Regions from separate parts of the Mus musculus genome. Here region 2 is linked to region 1. A link is a loop called in an ENCODE intact Hi-C map of the cell type or tissue named here. Cell type or tissue: gastrocnemius. All regions are shown on one strand. Each heading gives the region's core, and the rest is flanking DNA. Links, peaks and the distances in the headings are about the cores only.

Evidence for each region. A loop is a pair of places that touch in the nucleus more often than their neighbours do. Peaks named below come from ENCODE experiments on the same cell type or tissue, not always from the same donor. Only the 100,000 strongest peaks of a DNase experiment are listed, where the experiment ranks them.
Region 2: a loop joins it to region 1, with 2.1 times the contacts of the local background. A loop is called at or near these places in 2 of 42 quality-filtered maps.

Annotation. Positions count from the first base shown.
Region 1 is chr16:94,620,785-94,629,518 of GRCm38, reverse strand. The region is part of intron 2 of Dyrk1a (dual-specificity tyrosine-(Y)-phosphorylation regulated kinase 1a); the gene reads right to left. Among named protein-coding and RNA genes, the nearest start is that of Dyrk1a, 55 kb to the right of the region's middle. In gastrocnemius, for the core only: no CTCF peak of the experiment used is centred there; a DNase peak (open chromatin) is centred at 4,473; H3K27ac peaks cover 1,875 bases.
Region 2 is chr16:94,679,768-94,688,501 of GRCm38, reverse strand. Dyrk1a (dual-specificity tyrosine-(Y)-phosphorylation regulated kinase 1a) reads right to left here. Exons shown (of 12, transcript NM_007890.2): 10 at 3,161-3,467; 11 at 1,899-2,023. Among named protein-coding and RNA genes, the nearest start is that of Gm41504, 30 kb to the left of the region's middle. In gastrocnemius, for the core only: no CTCF peak of the experiment used is centred there; no DNase peak of the experiment used is centred there; H3K27ac peaks cover 195 bases.

The sequences.
Region 1 (8,734 bases), core at 307-8,306:
AAGGGGTGACCAATAAAGCCTCGGTACTACGGCAGTCTCTTCAAGGTCTGAGACATAAGGAAACATCCTCTGCCTGGTGGCAGATGCTCTGGGGTAAAGCAGCCTACATTTAAATGTCTGTAGCGTAACATCATTTCTTTTCAAAGCAATTAAAAAGTAGAATTTAGGAAAATGTAAGTACTAGTTTTAGAAACAAATTAAAGACTTAAAATGCTCAAAAGCGGTTCACTCACTAAATTAGACTCCTTACCACATGAGCAGCACTAGGATTTCTAGGAAAGGAAATACTAAGGTTTGCTAAGTAGACAATTAATCATTAACTTTTAAAAAGCCAGCACTTTCAGTCAGGTTCCTCCACTGTAGGAAGAACTAGATTAGAACAACCAGGCGGTAATTTCTCAACTACTGCAAACATGTTCAACAAGCAGAAGCAACAGCTCTCCTTTCACACACAAGACACTTGACTTGGAAGCATGGCATTGCTGTCCACTCTCCTACGAGCTCCAGAGATATGTCATGCTCCACTCCAATAAACAGTCAACTTTACAGTTTTGAAAATATCTACTTAGAAAAAAATAGTCAAAAACTGTAAGTGACTATGTTGACCGGTTTTAATACCTCCCTCTTTATAGTAGCTGCTAGCTGCAGCAGTGCATGCTGGTCATCTTTATAGTAGCTGCTAGCTGCAGCAGTGCATGCTGGGAATCTTTATAGTAGCTGCTAGCTACAGCAGTGCATGCTGGGCATCTTTTACAAAAGGCTTGTGTTCTCCAGCCTTAGAGCTGCCCTGACCCTACTCCTACTTCTTAAAAGGCTAACAGATCCACTTGTTAACTGCATCCATCCACACTGCAGACAGGAAGCTACAAATACCGGACTGTCTTACTCTCGGGGGTCTGATCCATGTTTAGGAGTGTTCTCTTCCAAATTCACCATTATACAGTAAATGTACTTTTTCTCAGTCGGGTATTAAGGAAATTGAACATCAGACCAGAAGTTTTTATTTAGCTTAAAGTTAACGAAATTAATAATATGCTTTAAAAACAAAAGACTTAAAAACTGGTTTTATGGTTTAAAAAATACTTCTGAACTATACTTATTCAACAGCATCCTCATTTTTAAGTACTCTAATGTACCCAAATACATTAAGTGACTGCCTGTTAGTCACTGTTCATCTGAGAAGAATTGAAACTTTTTGTATTGGTTGCTGATGGGGGCTTGTTTGCTTGTACTGGAAATATAGTTTCATTTGTGATCTCGACCAACCTGAAATTCACGGTGGCCTCACACTCACAGAAATCCACCTATCCATTCCCAGACTGAACAAATTAAAAGAGGAAGTTTACCCTATTTCGTTTTTCCGAACAGTATGATATTTTACTTCTGAGAAACCTGGGGTGGGCACCTAAAAGAACACATGCTCTGTCATTCTCTAGGCAGCTGAAGCCTCAGAAGCAAGAAGAGAGAGCCCTTGAGTCTATGCAGGGAGGAAACAAGACAGAAGACAACGTGCAAAGAGATCCCAATTCAAACGTCAGAGACAGGGCTGAAGACAGGTGGAGCTCCCAGAGTGGCTTTCCCTGGGGCAACTTGACGTGGCATCCTCTGGCTGCTCACAGCAGGCAGTGTGGCCTGAGGCTAGGCTCGCCATCTACTTCCCAGCACAGCCAGAGCTTCTCTGAGGGCAGGAAGAACCAGCCCAGACAGTGGAGCCCTGAGAACTAGAGGAGCCAAAGGACATCGAAAACTTAGTTCTGTAAGTTTGGGGGAAAAGACAACCCTAAGGAAAAAAATCTAGAAAAATCTAAGCATACTTGTTTACATCTTAAACAAAACAAAACACCCAACAGAATAGTAATAATCACAAGCAAGGATCAATTAAAATGGTGTAGTGACCTGTCAGTGAGCAAACTATTTCTAAGAGCTTTCTACAAGTCTAAGAGCAAAACCATCTCCATGGAAACACTAGAGCCAAAGCCACAATCAGCACAAGTGGCAGTGCGGCCATGAAGCAGCACAGAGGGACCACCCCACCCCACCTACTCTGTGCATGTGCACAAGTCTGTGTGTATCCAACAGCCCCACCATGCTGTCTGGGTAGAGAGGAGAACTGGAAAGGCAGGGACTCCTTCATCACTCTTAAGAAAGCATCTATGGCACCAAGCAGCATACAAAGAAGGCCTCACACCAGGCCAAGCCTGAGAAGAGCCATGACTATGGACACTACATAGCATGATTAAGGACTGGGCAGGACTGGCCTTACTCCTCCGAAGGGCCTCCTCAAGCTGGCAATTTAATAAAGTATTTTTCTTCCCAAAGCTTCAATTCACCCTCACTACATTCATCCACAGACAGCCAATGGACACCTGTCTTCTTCCTCTCCTTTGGAAGAAATGCACAAGAGGCAGACAGTAAGCTCTGGCTCCTGACTGGGCCATGAGGGTTCAAAGTGTTTATCACTAAAACACTATAAAACAAAGGCAAAGGCACACATGACCAAGAACACTTACTCTGCATCTAAGATTAAAGAGCAGCAAACACACTATGCGATGGGTGACTATGTCCCACACAAAGGAATCTGTTAGAGACATTATTGCCTGCCACAAAACTCTTTCAACCCCAGGGCTAACATGTTCTTTGTGGCCATAACAAATACAGTGAGTGAGGAGGCAAACCTTCCCTTTCACTGACCTTATAAGTTATTTTAAATAGTAGGCTCTAGTCATCAGGTTTTTAAAGACAAAACAACGAGCTGTAGCTATAACTTTGAAAATGGCTACAAGTTTATATACCTGTGCCACAGCATACACATCTGGTGGGCTAGGCACTGCAAATGAGTTTGGTTGCTCTTATCTTGGGGAGGAAGACTGTCTAAAAATCCATGAGTCAGAAACGAATTGTATAGAATGTTAATTAACTAAAAACTTTAAGCTGAGCCCTAGTAGAGCATGGCAAGAAGGGACGGTATAAGAGAGAGTTACTCTGTCTTCCTGGCAGACTGTCAGTAGTTTTCTGAATATAAAAACACAGCAATAAACCATCACTGTATCTAAGAAATCATGTAAGTAATCAAGAAAGAACTTTAAAGTTAAAGAAATTAAAGGAGTTACTCCTAAAAATGTGAACAAGAAAAAGAAAAACAAATTCCCTTTTGTCTCTATCTCCAAAGGGCACTAAACCTTGGAGGTTTCTAAGCAGGCATAGAAATGACGACCTTAAAGCATATCAAAAAGGGAAACGAGGGGGCTGGTGAGATGGCTCAGTGGGTAAGAGCACCCGACTGCTCTTCCGAAGGTCAAGTTCAAATCCCAGCAAAAAAGGAGTTCAAATCCCAGCAACCACATGGTGGCTCACAACCATCCGTAACAAAATCTGACTCCCTCTTCTGGAGTGTCTGAAGACAGCAACAGTGTACTTACATATAATAAATAAATTAATTATTAAAAAAAAACAAAAAAAAAACAAAAAACAAAAAACAAAAAAAAAAAAAGGGAAACGAAAGCCTGAATTTAGCACACGGGCTGAGCATGGCCTAAGTGACCATGATTGTAGGATGTGAGCACTGGTTACAACTAACACGTTACAGGCACAACACCAACTTAACTGCTCGTAGCTTTCCATGCAGTGCCAGCACTGATGAAGTACTGAGCAAACCCCTCCGTCCATCCAACTTCCAACCCAATCAAAAAGAGGACAGGAAGGTCTATCAGCAACTGCTTACGTACACGTGTGGAAGTCACAGAGTGCCTGGAGTGGTACCAGCAGTGAAGGACAAATCCTAAGTGAGGAAAGTGAAAGGGGGTGGGTGCACAGGAAGACAATACTGAGTCCTCCCTGGATTCAGTCATGTGTCTCAGCCTCCTGTCTTGAATTAGGCCCCACCAATGAATGGTGCACATTCTCCTAGGTAGCCTGTCACTAACTGGGGTGTCCTGCCTCTATGGCATCAACTGTGGGGTCTCAGCAGTGACCCTGGGTCAGACTTCATGGTGACACTCTCAGAACACAACTGGAAAACAGCCCTGGACACAGCTGCTGTCTGACTTCACAGCAAGGCAACACTCAACCATTTATTATGTTTATTTTGCATATAAAACTGCACTTTGGGTAGGATATGTGCCTTAGTTAGGTTTCCACCGTGAAAAGACACCACTTATAAAGGACAACACTTAATTGGGTTCAGAGGTTCAGTCCATTATCATCATAGCAGGAAACATGGCACCATCCAGGCAGGCATGGCTCTGTAGGAGGAGCTGAGAGTTCTACATCTTGTTTGGAGACAAACAGAAGTCTATCTCACCGATAGCTATGAGGGTTTCCAAGCCCACTCCCATAGTGACACACTTCCTCCCAATAAGGCCACACCTCCTAACCGTGCCAACTCCCTAGGCCAAGCATATTCAAACCACCAGCATATGGCAGGGGGAATCACTCCCACACTCAGTGTTAGTGCCTTGAAAGGAGTGAGGACCACGGGGAACCTGCTCACTCATAAGCCAGCAGCTTACGCTGGCTAGGATCCAGAGCTGAGGACCTAGCCAGTCATCTACAGGAGGTTTTCTCATGAGCTCATTTGGCTTCCTCTCAACATTAAGCCCAGATTTCAAGGCTGAACATTAAGAGAGACAGAGAGATTAATATTCAGAGACAAAAAGAGAACCAGGCAGCAGTGGCATTGCTTAGTATGTCCATTAGAAAAGTTACTAGGGGCTGGAGAGATGGCTCAGCAGTTAAGAGCACCAACTGCTCTACCAGAGGTCCTGAGTTCAATTCCCAGCAACTACAAGATGGCTCACAACCATCTGTAATGGGATCTGATGCCCGCTTCTGGTGTGTTTGAAAACAACTAGAGTGTACTCATATAAGTAAAAATAAATAAACATTTTTAAAGGGGGGGGGGGGTGGCTGGCTCAGAGGTTAAGAGCACTGACTGCTTTTCTGAAAGACCTAAGTTCAAATCCCAGCAACTACATGGTGACTCACAACCATCTGTAAAACGAGATGACGCCCTCTTCTGGAGTGTCTCAAGACAGCTACAATGTACTTACACATAAGAAATAAATAAATCTTTAACACCACCCCCCCCCCCCCCCGCCAAAAGGTTATTAAAACTGACCACACAGCCGGGTGTTGGGAGGCAGGTGGATTTCTGAGTTCGAGGCCAGCCTGGTCTACAGAGTGAGTTCCAGGACAGCCAGGGATACACAGAGAAACCCTGTCTCAGAAAAACAAAAAACAAAAACAAAACAAAACAAAACAAAATAACCACCTGACCACACTACAAGGAGGGAATTACTCCACTTTTAATTATCAGCCATGTTTTAAAATTACTATATGTGGCACATCTGTTTTAAAAGAAAAATTTACAATAAATTCCTTGTAGATGATTTGTAATTTGTAGAATTGTGTCTTAGGTTTCTAGTCCTGTGATACGTGACCAAAAGCAATCTGAATAAGAAGACGTTTGCTTGGCTTACAGATCTCATCATCCAAACAAATAATAGTTCTTGATATACAGAAAAGTTAACACAAGAACCTGGAGGCAGGAGCTAAAGCAGAGACCACGGAGGAACTCTGCTTGCTGGCTTGCTTAAAATGCTATCTTCTACAACAGCACGCCCACAGTGGGCTGGAGCTCACACCTCAGCCATCAATCAAGACAATGCCCTACAGACTTGCCTATAAGCCAATCTGATGATGGCATTTTCTCAATGAAGGTTCATCTTCCCAGATAACTCTACTGTATGCCCAGCTGACAAAAACCAATCAGGCCAAAATGATAATAAAACTACTAGTCTCTCTAACACCGAGCCACTGGGAACATGGATCTCTACACTTTCCTTGAAGTCTAGGTAAAAGACAGGGTAAATCTTTGACAAAAGTGAAATCTTCCATTTTATCTTTTAAGGGATTATCGACATCAGGTTTCTTGGTATGGGTTTTCTGTTTTATTTGTTGAATTAAAATTTAAAACATTTTAAACAATAGTCAAATCTATAATATTTTCTAAAAACATAAAGCATAAACGCAAAATTATTTTCAGAAACAAGCATATTATTTCAATTCAGTCAAGCATTTAAATCACTGTTAATAATGCAAACTCTGATTTGACTATTTAAGAAAACATGTTCCTGTTTCAAACAGTGATTATTTCTACGAACAAAAGCCAAACTGAGGCCGGGCGATGGTGGCGCACGCCTTTAATCCAAGCGCTCAGGAGGCAGAGGCAGGCGAATTTCTGAGTTCGAGGCCAGCCTGGTCTACAGAGTGAGTTCCAGGACAGCCAGGGATACACAGAGAAACCCTGTCTCGAAGAAAACAAAAAAACAAAAACAAAACAAAACAAAAAACAAAAAGCCAAACTGGCAAGCTACTGTACCTTATCACATCAAAAAATAGTTATAAAGCCTCAGGGATTCCCTCTGCCCCCAACCCACCCCAAAAAGTTTACTGTATAGCCCTGGCTGTCTTGGAACTCACAGAGATCTACCTACCTCTGCCTCCCAAGTGTTGGGATTAAAGGCATACTCCAGCACTGGCCAGCTGCTTAGAGATCTCTTTACATGAGAAAATATATTAGGGAAAATAAAATGTCATCACCATCAACAGATTGCTAATGGTTTTATTCTAATTTGTTCAACAGACCTGTAAACCTGTTATGTTCAGCTGTTATTGCGGGACCTTATCCATTCCAGGAAAAAGAAAGAAAGAGCATAAAGCTCCCAGGCAGTGTGGCGCCATGAAAACAACCGGCAGGTAAATACCCAGGGGAACAAGTAACCCAGCATGCGGTCAGAAGCAGGTCAGCCCAGCCTGTGTGCCAGCGTGAGACCTGGTGTGAGCTAACAAGAGAAAATAGGCTACTACATAAATAATAAACAAATAATAGTTCTTGATATACAGTAATGGTTCAATGCATATAGAGCAAGTGATAACACAGCCACCAAACAGTAAGACCATACACTCTGTATGTGAGGGGCATGGGTGAACTCTTTATATCCAAGTCCAGCCTGAACTGAAATGGTTCTTAATGGAACACATCCAACTGGTGTAGCGTGATTACAGGTGCACCAGGACATAAGAACTTATGAGATCAGCAAGTGTACAAGTCACAAATGTTACTTTTATGCTCATACAATGTATTCCAGATGATAAGTTTAAAGTAAAACAGCAACAAGCAGCAGCTTCCCCTCAAGAAGATAAGGAATTTACAGTCACAAAGATGGTTCACTTTATGAAGCCAGGCATAGCATCAAGTATTTATTTTAAGTATATGTCAACTAAAAATTCTCATAACTCAAAATATCTTTGTTTTATTCATTCCAAAATGAATGCCAAAAAAGCAGTTCAAGTGCATTGGCATTCAAAACAACATGCTAACTTTTCAGCTTTGTTCCAAAAAGTCTTCACCCAGTCATTTTTTTGCCTTATAAACCCTCAATTAATAAATCGGCATTCCAATCCCAAGCCACAGGTACGGGCACAAGCACAGAGCTCGGGCTGAGGGAGCAGAGCTTCAGTGCCTGCCGAGTACACAGCAGTCCATGCAAACTTCACTGCTAATGTGACAGCTACAGTTTATCAAAAACTCCCAGTTACGTACATGACATGATTTTGAACTGGAAACATGAAGAATAAAATGTAGAGCACTATATGTAATTTGACAAGATCTATCAGTTTCTCATACAAACAAGAAATTTAAGGTGACTCAGACAAGGATACTATTTGGTAGGATGGAACTGGGGGGATGGTGATTAAAGAGTATCTTTTGTGGGGCTATGGGGGGGGAGAAATTTAAGAAACTGCTAGCCCCATATGTGAATAGGTAGCACAGGGCCTACTGGGAGGGGCCATAAAAACCATTAATTAATACAGGGCCCTCCCTCCCTAGGTGGTGCTCTCAGGGACTGTGCACTGCTGAGCCTGGGTCACTGTTACATTATTCTGTCAGTGTCAACTTTCGCACTCTGGTTTCCATGGCTATCACTGCATGGTTTTACTATTCCTACACCGAATCCTGTCTATTTCTTTTGTTTCTTATGTGTCTGAGGGACACATATGGCCTAAGAATTCCCCACAGAAAAACAATAAAAACCTGCCCCACCTGCATCTAAATTGAAGTGACACTCTTTTACTCCTTGTCAATAACTACATGGCAGTCAAGACTTTATTTCTTCTCTCTGAACAAACTCCCCATCCTGTTCCTCTCTACAGCAGAGAATGGAAGCCTGTGCTGTAATATCCGAAATGAATTCAAGACCACCCAGTACATTCCCCCTTCGAAAAGGACTTTCCAAACTGTACTAGCAGGCCAAGTGCAGGGCCAGATAAGGAAGCTGGCTGACTAAACAAATGTAAAAACATAGTTTTAGCAGTCAAAATGATTAAACCTGCAGCTACCAAAATAATATTAGCTATTCTCAAAGAAATAACCATAACAAGATTAGCAATTCTCCTGCCCCCCACCCCACACTGAATTCTGACAAAGACCTTGTTGCGAGAATCCCCGACATCCCCCTGACGTTAATAGCTGTGACGTTAATAGCTGTGACGTTAATAGCTGTGACGTTAATAGCTGTGACGTTAATAGCTGATTCATAAGTTCAAAATGTACTATTACTTTGCTGACCAAATCATAATAACCCACGTTGGGGGCAAGCAAAGTGAGGGACTAGGCCAAAGGGTTACTGAGTCACTATACAAACCAACCAATGCCTGAAAGGGTTACTTGCTA
Region 2 (8,734 bases), core at 131-8,130, 59 kb before region 1:
GATAAGCACTTAGTCAGGGCACAGGAAAGAGTGTGCTTTAGTGGAAGACAGGACACACATGGTTCCTGCAGTGGAAGGGCTAATTATATATACATAAAATCAGAATTCACACCTCACTAACCTGGAGACTAACATCCTGGACCTGAATCTATGACAGTAAGTAAGTGAAAATAGGACCATTGTTACAAAGCAACAGGTACAGTTAAGAGTCTTCTTACTGCTCAAACTTGCAGAATGGCATTTACAGTAAGCCCAACACAACCCAGAGGTCAGTGTAGTCAGAGGTAAGTAGGAAGGAATGCTTTAAAAATGGTGACTGTAATGACTGGCAGTAAGGGGTGAGACCAAGCAGAAAGCATGTGAGGTCATCTCAAGGCATGGTGGACAGGAACACTGCCCCCCAAAAGACAGTTAAGGGAGGGGGAACAAAGAAATGGAGAACCAGACACATGCTGCCAAAGAAACCAGAGGTAATTCAGTGTATGTGGATTAAGTCAACCCTGCCAAATACTACCAGGCAACGACAAAGGAAAACAGGGGAGTCCTCTGGACTATCAGTGAGGACTGTGGCTGACACAGGGCCTGCAACTGGGACCAGGAGTTAGGTGCACTGAGCTGCTGGGCTGCTGAAGACAAGTGTGAAACTCTAGGAATGACAGTGTGGTGAGGGAGAGTTACCACAGGCTAGAACGATCAAAGACTCAGTGCTGTTCAACAGAAGGAGCCAGAGCCCATGAAGACAGGAGACATGGGCCTGGCCTTCAACAAGAAGCCCAGTGAAAGCAGAGAGAGGCGAGCTGTGAGAAAGCCCGTCTACAGCAGTGCAGTCTGAAGATTGCACACAGAAGAGAGAGTCACAGGCCTCTGCCTACGAGTGGACAAGTTGGAAGTAATTCACAGACAATAGGAAGGAGAAGGGGTCCTCTGAGGATGGCCGCCTGAGACTGGTGAATACTAACAGTGAGGACAGAACAATGTGACAATTTCTCCAGCAAAACCAAGTGGCCCAGTCACAATTAAGGAATGAGCACCAATCTAGCTCAGGTTTTCCTTACTCTATCAAATAACCGATTGGCACGCTCAGAGCCAAAATGTAGCCCACAACGCAGAGGAAATGTCTCACTGAGGTCTTATGGTTTTGTCTAAACAGTAAACACCTTCCTCCTGTGCTTGAATACTTGGTCCCCAGCTGGCAGCCAGGGGCAGGGGTGAAGGCCCTACTGCAGGAGGCTGGCTTATAGAGTAGGCCTTGAGGCTCTATAGCTCAGCACAGCCCCACCCATTTCCTGTTTCTTAAATGCAGAGGCCTCCTGACCCTACCACTCTGCTTTTCCCTGCCTGCCATCCCATCTTCCCTGACACAAGGTATCATTTCCTTTTGAACTGTGAGCCAGAGTATACCCTGTCATCCTTACACTGCTTCTGTCTGGGTATTACCACAGCAATGAAATATAGCTAGGATGGCATCTCCACATTTCTATCCTACCACATGTTCTACACTAACTTTAAAAATTACTTTAATATTACAAGTTTAAAAATCCAACACAAACTGATTCAGAATCAGGGTGGGAATGCTGGAGGCCACAAGAAGTAACGTAGGGCCCAGACTGCACAGCTCACAGAGAATTAGTGCATCTAGAGGTCTCGGCACCCACTGAGAGGCAGGGAGGAAACTGCTGTGGCAAATGAAAAATAAACCTGGAGTAGATGGCTAGAAAGACGGTGGTGTGTGTACCCAACACATGCTCTCATTTCTAACAAGGAGTGGAGTTTTTATTTCCTAAGCAGTGAGGATACCACACACCTTTAGAAAAGAGGACACAGACATGGTCGTCCTGACTGGCATCCAACAAAGCTAAAGCTAGCAAGGCCATGGCAGGAGCACTAGGAACACTCACCTGGGGACTGTGTGTCTCACAGTCCATGGCCTGGACAGCAGCAGCGAAGTGTCCACCGCTGTGTCGATGCTGGTGCGTCGGATCCGACCTGGCTCTCCCACTGTTACTCGTTCCCGAGGATCCACCTTTAATATCAGGACATGGAAAAACTTGTGAGTTTAAAGCTAATTTTGCTCGAGTTAGAACTCTAAGACTGCATTGTACCCACTCAAGCATGGGGTAGAGAGAGTACGCAGTAAGAGCAGGAGCAGAGCTAGGACTGTGTGTGCATCTCCAGCCTCTGTATAAAATCCTGGGCTGACTGAACCCCGGGACTTGGGTGAGGGAGTGCCAATCCCAAGACCTCACTAGCCAGGCAGGCAGCCTGGATACAACAGCAGGCCTCTGGGGCACTGGGACTCTTATTTCCAAGTAATAAGGAAGACAGTGAGGGAAGACACAGTGTCAAGACCCACATGTGACCTTAGGTGCACACATATGCACGGTTAGGTATATGCACTACTTAACACATATACAGACACATAAAACTTTCAAGCTATGGTATTAACTTGAAATATACCACAAAGTAATTGGAGTCTTAGATGTCTTCCCACATCAACTGCTAATACAGCCAGGTTCTCCTCAGTCAAGTAAAAACTTAAGGACGTGGAAAAATAACTCCATTTAAAACCATTTAAATTTTTGGCTATAAGTAGCTTTGTTTCTAACTGTCAGGCAGACAATTATAACGAACACATCTGACAATTAAATTTGCTACTAACCATACAGGTGGGGAGGTGTGTTTGAGGGTACTGAATTCAGAGCCACACACACTAAGAACATATTGAAGTAAAATAATCCCTTGCTACCCATTTACAAAATTCAAAAAATTAGTTTATAATAAACACTCTGGGGTGGGCAGTGGGGTGGGGGGGGAGGGTATGGGGGACTTTTGGGATAGCATTGGAAATGTAAATGAGGAAAATACCTAATTAAAAAAAAAATATATATATATATATATATAAATACTCTGAAAGAATTCCACATTGGAGTTGGGCAGTGGGAACATGTGTCTTAAATCCCAGCACTCTGAAGGCAGAGGCAGGAGGCGATCTCTGAGTTTGAGGCCAGACTAGCATACCAAGGGGGCGTCCAGGATAGCCAGGGCTACACAGAGAAAACCTGCCTCAAAAAACCAAAAAGGAGGGGGAAAAAGCCTCCCACCCGAGTAAGCAGAGAGAAAGCATGCACAAGCGAGCGGGCCGCGCTGCGCCGTGGCGGACCTGAGCTGGAGGAGGTGCTGGAGGTGGTGCCTGAAGACTGAGACTGCTCCATCGCAGGGCTGGTAGACACACTGTTACTTGTGTTGGTACCTTCATCAGCTGTTTTCTTGAAAAAACTGTGCTGCAGGGCATAATAAGGTTGAATCCGAGTTTTGGGGTCATAATCAAGCATCCTTAAAATGAGGTCTTTGAACTTCAAGTAGTCAGCTACAGTATGACCCGATTCCCCAGCACGCCGCCCGCCAGGTCCTCCTGTTTCTACTCCAAGAATATTATGAAGTTTACGGGTTCCTGGTGGTTTGTACTCCTATTAAAGAAGAGAGAACAGAAATTGTCTCAAAGTTTGGTAGGAGAGGTAACATGATTTACTCCAAATGTACAAGGCTTTGTGAAGAAAGACAGTTATTAAAATAGCTAGACCCCACCCCCACCCCACCTCACTCTGCACATAACACTTAAGCATGTGTTTAAGAAGTCCAATACAGTTTTGGGAGAGAAAAAAAGTACTCTGAAGATCAGTAGAGCTCAGCAGCAAGCAGACACTGGCCCAGCCTGAAGCTGGGTTGGTACAGTTTCACCCAGGAACACATTTCTTATTTTCAAGGTTGTGAAACAAGCAAGCAAGTAAACAAAGAGTGTGACACAGAAAATCCACAAATATAAAACAATTACTATGACAGCTTCTACAGAGCAGAGCAGAATGGATTCTGACCTGCCTCTCTCTGTAAGTAATGTCTGTTTTGAGATAGGTAGGGTCTTACTGCGTAGTCTTGGCTGACTTGCAACTCACTACACATAGAACAGGCTGGCTTCAAGCTCACAAAGCTCTGCCTGCCTCTGCCTGCCGAGTGCGACAACTGGGATTAAAGGTGTGCACCACAATGCCAGGCTTGCACTGGAGAATATGCTGCACTGCCTACCTAACAGTGGCTCATTAAAGCTATGTATGCACTCAAAGTAAAGGGATCGGTTCACTTACAAAATGGTTCGTCAGCTGCTTAACCACAGGATGGGACTGATAGATACTCATTAGTAACCAGGAACAATGTTGTCTTTCTACAAGTCTCCACAGCAGTACTGGAGTTTTGGTGACAGTTGTTTAAAGTCCGGAAGTAGGACAAATCACAGCTGTGCATATTCAGCAAGTGGTCTTCCACTGACCACATCCCCAGCCCCAAACAACTACTAGCAGATTAGAAGGGCCCTGTAAGGGGAGGAGGGGCCACCATGCTAGACCCAAGCAAGGATAATTCAGCCTAGTTCTGACCACATAGTAATAGCCACACAAAGGCAGCAAAAGAGTTAAAGGAAAATGTCCGGGTGCTGTGGGTGGCAATGTGTAGAGCTCTAGAGCCTCCTTCGGTCATGAACAAACAATGCTTGAAGGGGCCTCCTCAGATGGTAAAACTCCTGAGGCAAACACTAAACGCCCAGAATCAGACCGTCCTGGCCTGATAGTACGAGAAGCTTTTCACCTGCTTCTCATGGAAAATGACACAGCTCACCCATTCTCAAGTACAGAAAGATCGACCGCTTTTATATATAATTACAGAAAAAATAACGGTGTCTGTAACTTAGCAGGGGAAAATGAGTTATCAATCCATACTAATAAATGGCCCAGGCAGTGGAACTGGCAGGCAAGTATTTTTAAACTAATAAATAAATGTGTAAGTTATATAGTTTAATAATAAAAGGTAGGGAACACATGTGAATAGATGGAACTTCAGAAAAGGGGAAACTGTAAAAAATAAGGACAAATACAAATTCTTAAACTAAAATACTAAGTGGAGAACCTGCGCTCCATCTGTGTATTGTGAACAAGCTCTAGTGACATCTTTTTCCTTTCTTTAGACAGCATCTCTCACTGGCCTGGAACTCAAAGAGTAGGTCAGAGGGTGTCAGTAAGCCCCAGGCTGTCTCCCATCTCCCCTACCCAGCACTGGAAAGACAAACACACAACATCCCATTTAGGTGGATCTTTAAGGACTGGCCTATGGTTTTGTTGTCAAAAGTTGAAGCACGTAACTGACACGCACCTCTCTAGTCTGCTGAATACTTCTAACAGCAGAACAGATCTAGAATGTTGGGAAGCCAGATTAACCAACAAAACACTGACCAAAAACACAGAGCAAAAAGAAGTATACAAATTCAAGACATAAAGGCAAGGCAGGTGCTACTGCACTCCCCACTGACGCTCTGAGGACCTCGGGGCAATACTGAGCACGGCAGAACCATGCATGCAACTGGAGAACGAGAAGACTGGACAGAGTAAGTATTGATAACAGTTGAGGACCTACAAATACATCAGTTCACAAATCCAAGAATTTCAATCACCTCTGCGAACACAAAAGAAAAATTAAACAAAAAGCATAGGTACATTATAACCAAGTATGAAGATAAACTGTTTAAGCACCCTGAAAGGGAAGGAAAACCACACCACAGGTGAGAACTGCTAAGAAGAAACCCTGACTCTCCTTACAGTGCAGCTGAGAAGGAACCACAGGAGAGAGTTTAAGACAGACAGCGACTAGTGCTCTCCTCAGGCAGGAGATGCTCCAATCATAAGCTCATGGTGTACACTGAGAAAGAAGGAGCTGGGCTCATCTATGGTGAGCATAGATGTCGGATGGCCAGGACCCCGCACTCAGTGCGCCTACAGCACTTTCCTTTCCTTGAGGTAAACAGTTGACGTGTTCTGAGGATTCTAACACATGCAGAAGTGATGTTTACATACAAGCACTTAAGAGACAGAAGGGAGTTACAACATACAAGTGATATGACAGTATCTAAGGGTAACCTGACATAAAAATGCATATTGTCAAACAACACTAAACATTATACCACAACTGAGAAGTAAGCTGAAGAAACAAGTCTCCGGAGTACTCAACAGCTCTATACACAGCAACAAAGAGAAACAGACAAACTAAACAAACAAAAAACAGAAGACAAACCTCAAACCCACTGCTATGAATAAATATTCACTGTAAAGGAAAAGCAGATTTTAAAACATGCCCTACCTATACACTGCATACAAGCCACACTTAAAAAGAAGAGACACAACACACACACACACAGCCTGCCATGGCACAGCACTAATACATTATAGGACATTTCATGACAAGGGTCAACTTATCAGAAATCACAACAAAATTACTAACAAAGCTTTAAAAACCACGACACAACTAAAGATAACCCGACATAACTACTAGGGTTTGTAATGGTTTCAAAGTGATTGGACCATGCGTTGAATACGTGGTCCCTAGCTATTGGCTCAGCCTGGGGAGGCTAAAGAGCCTTTAGGAGGCAGGGCCAAGATGGAAGCAACTCACTGGAGGGATAGATAGTTCTATGCCTACCTCTGCTTCCTGGTTAATAAATACATGAGCAAGCAGCCTCACACTCTGGCAAGCAGTGAACCACATCTACCTGAAGAACTGAGGTAGTGCTCCTGACTGTGAGCTGAAGAAAAGCTCTTCCCTACTAAGTCGCTTCTTGTCCAGGCTTCAGTGACAAGAAAAGCAACTAGTACACTACTGAAGGTCAAAATGCCCCTCAGATACTGACAGAAACAAAGAGAAAAAGACACACAGCCATACACAGCCACACAGACAGACAGACAGACACACACATCTCTAGAACACGACAATAAAGTTCCATTGTTATCAGACACACATCAAAGAATCACCAAGCGGATCGCATTCTAGACTATAAAAGCACACTCTACACATTTTAAATGAATGACATCACACTTAGAAAACAGTGCTATTTAGCTAGAGATGAATTAGGATATGTAGAAAATTCTCAAATATTTTGAAATAATGAAACAAGACTCAAGATAATTGTTAAAGGAAAAAAAAAACCAAAACCATAAGCTACAATGAGGAACACTTCAGAATACCACTCTTAACAGACCAGCAAGTTTAACTCAGTGCTATATAAAATGGCAGGGCCAAGTGTGCTTCATCACAGGTTATGGTAAATATGCCAAAAATCTCTATATAACAAGGGGTGAGGGCCACATGACCATCATCTCTGAAGATGCAGGAAAGGCTTGTGGCAAGGCATGTATCACTGCAAGTTCTAGCAGGACTTGATACTCGAGTAGAGGTGAAAGACCTAGAATGTGCGCCACTAACACTTGCTGCTAGATTGCAGACAGAGCAGTGGGAGTCCAAGCTTGCAAACACAGAAGGTGAGCTAGTTCAATAAACAAGCATGAGATCAGACCTACAGAGAAAGGCAACTGCCAACAAGCAAAGGTCAGCCCCACCCACCACATTATCCCAAGCTCAAGAATGAATGCAACGTGATCTGCTCAGGAGAAAACAAATCCTTACATACTTGGGAATTAAAGGCGGGGAGAGGGGGAAGCCCCACAGGTTTGACTGTCTAATATTAATGATATCTTACTAACATTACAAGTTCCCTGGCACCCAGAGACCATGATTTCCTGAACAGGAAAAAGTACTGACAAGTAGCAGCCAGCATTAAGTAAGGCACCTCTCAAAACATCAGAAACACTGAAAAAGCTCTTTTCCAATGATGATAAACACACATAGGACCTGGCAATTCTCAGACAATGCCACTAGAAAAAAAAAAGACCTGCGGTATTCTTTCTAGCCTTAATCAATTAGTCCCTAATTAGATATAGACAAAAAAGTTCACTGACAGATAATAAATTACAGCATACTCAATGAAATACCATGAAGCAATAAAATAAATTAAGTCCTGGGATACAAAACAATATAAAATCTCCCAAATACTGTTTTTAAATAAAGGTGATACTTAGTCTTCACTGTCAGCTAGAGAGGACCTGCACTGGTTCCCTGAGGTGGAAGCACCGAGTGTGGGTGGGCAGCACTGTCACCCAAGGAAGGACAAGGAGCAGACAGCAGCAGCCCGTCTCTGCTTCCTGACTGCAAGGACAAGGGACAGCCAGTTCTTGGTCCTCCTGTACCTATACACTGCAAACGCAGCTGAGACCCTTCTCCTCTGCCAGCTGCTCTTGTCAGGTGTCTTGTGGCACCCATGAAAATGGTAACCCCAGAGATTATCATTTTTATGAAGTGCAGCTGGTGATCACATCCACTTGCGGTAGAAAGCAGACAAACAGAACAGAGTCAGAAAGGAAGGCCGAGAGAGCTTGGTGGAAATGCTCTGTATCTTGTGTTAGACATTGGATGCAAAGTGAACACATATGTCTGAGTGCGTGGTCAAGTGGTAGAAATGCTTGAGTGGATTTAGCAGGACTGGTCTTGCTGGACAAAGTATGTTATTGGGGCCAGGCTTCAAGGTTAAAGCCACATGCCATTTCCAGTTGTGATCTACCCGAGTCCCCCCAGCTCCCCACCCCTGCTCTCTGCTCCAGCTACCATTGTCTGCCATCTACTGCCACTCTGCCCCAGCCATTACTGGCAACATTCCTCTGAACCTTAAAGCCAAACTAACATCCCTTTTATAAGCTGCTCTGGTCATGCTGTTTTTATCACACAACAACAACAACAAAACTAATACATATTTCATTAAAACCTTGAATATGAGGGCTGTAGAGATAGCTCAGCAGTTAAGAGCACT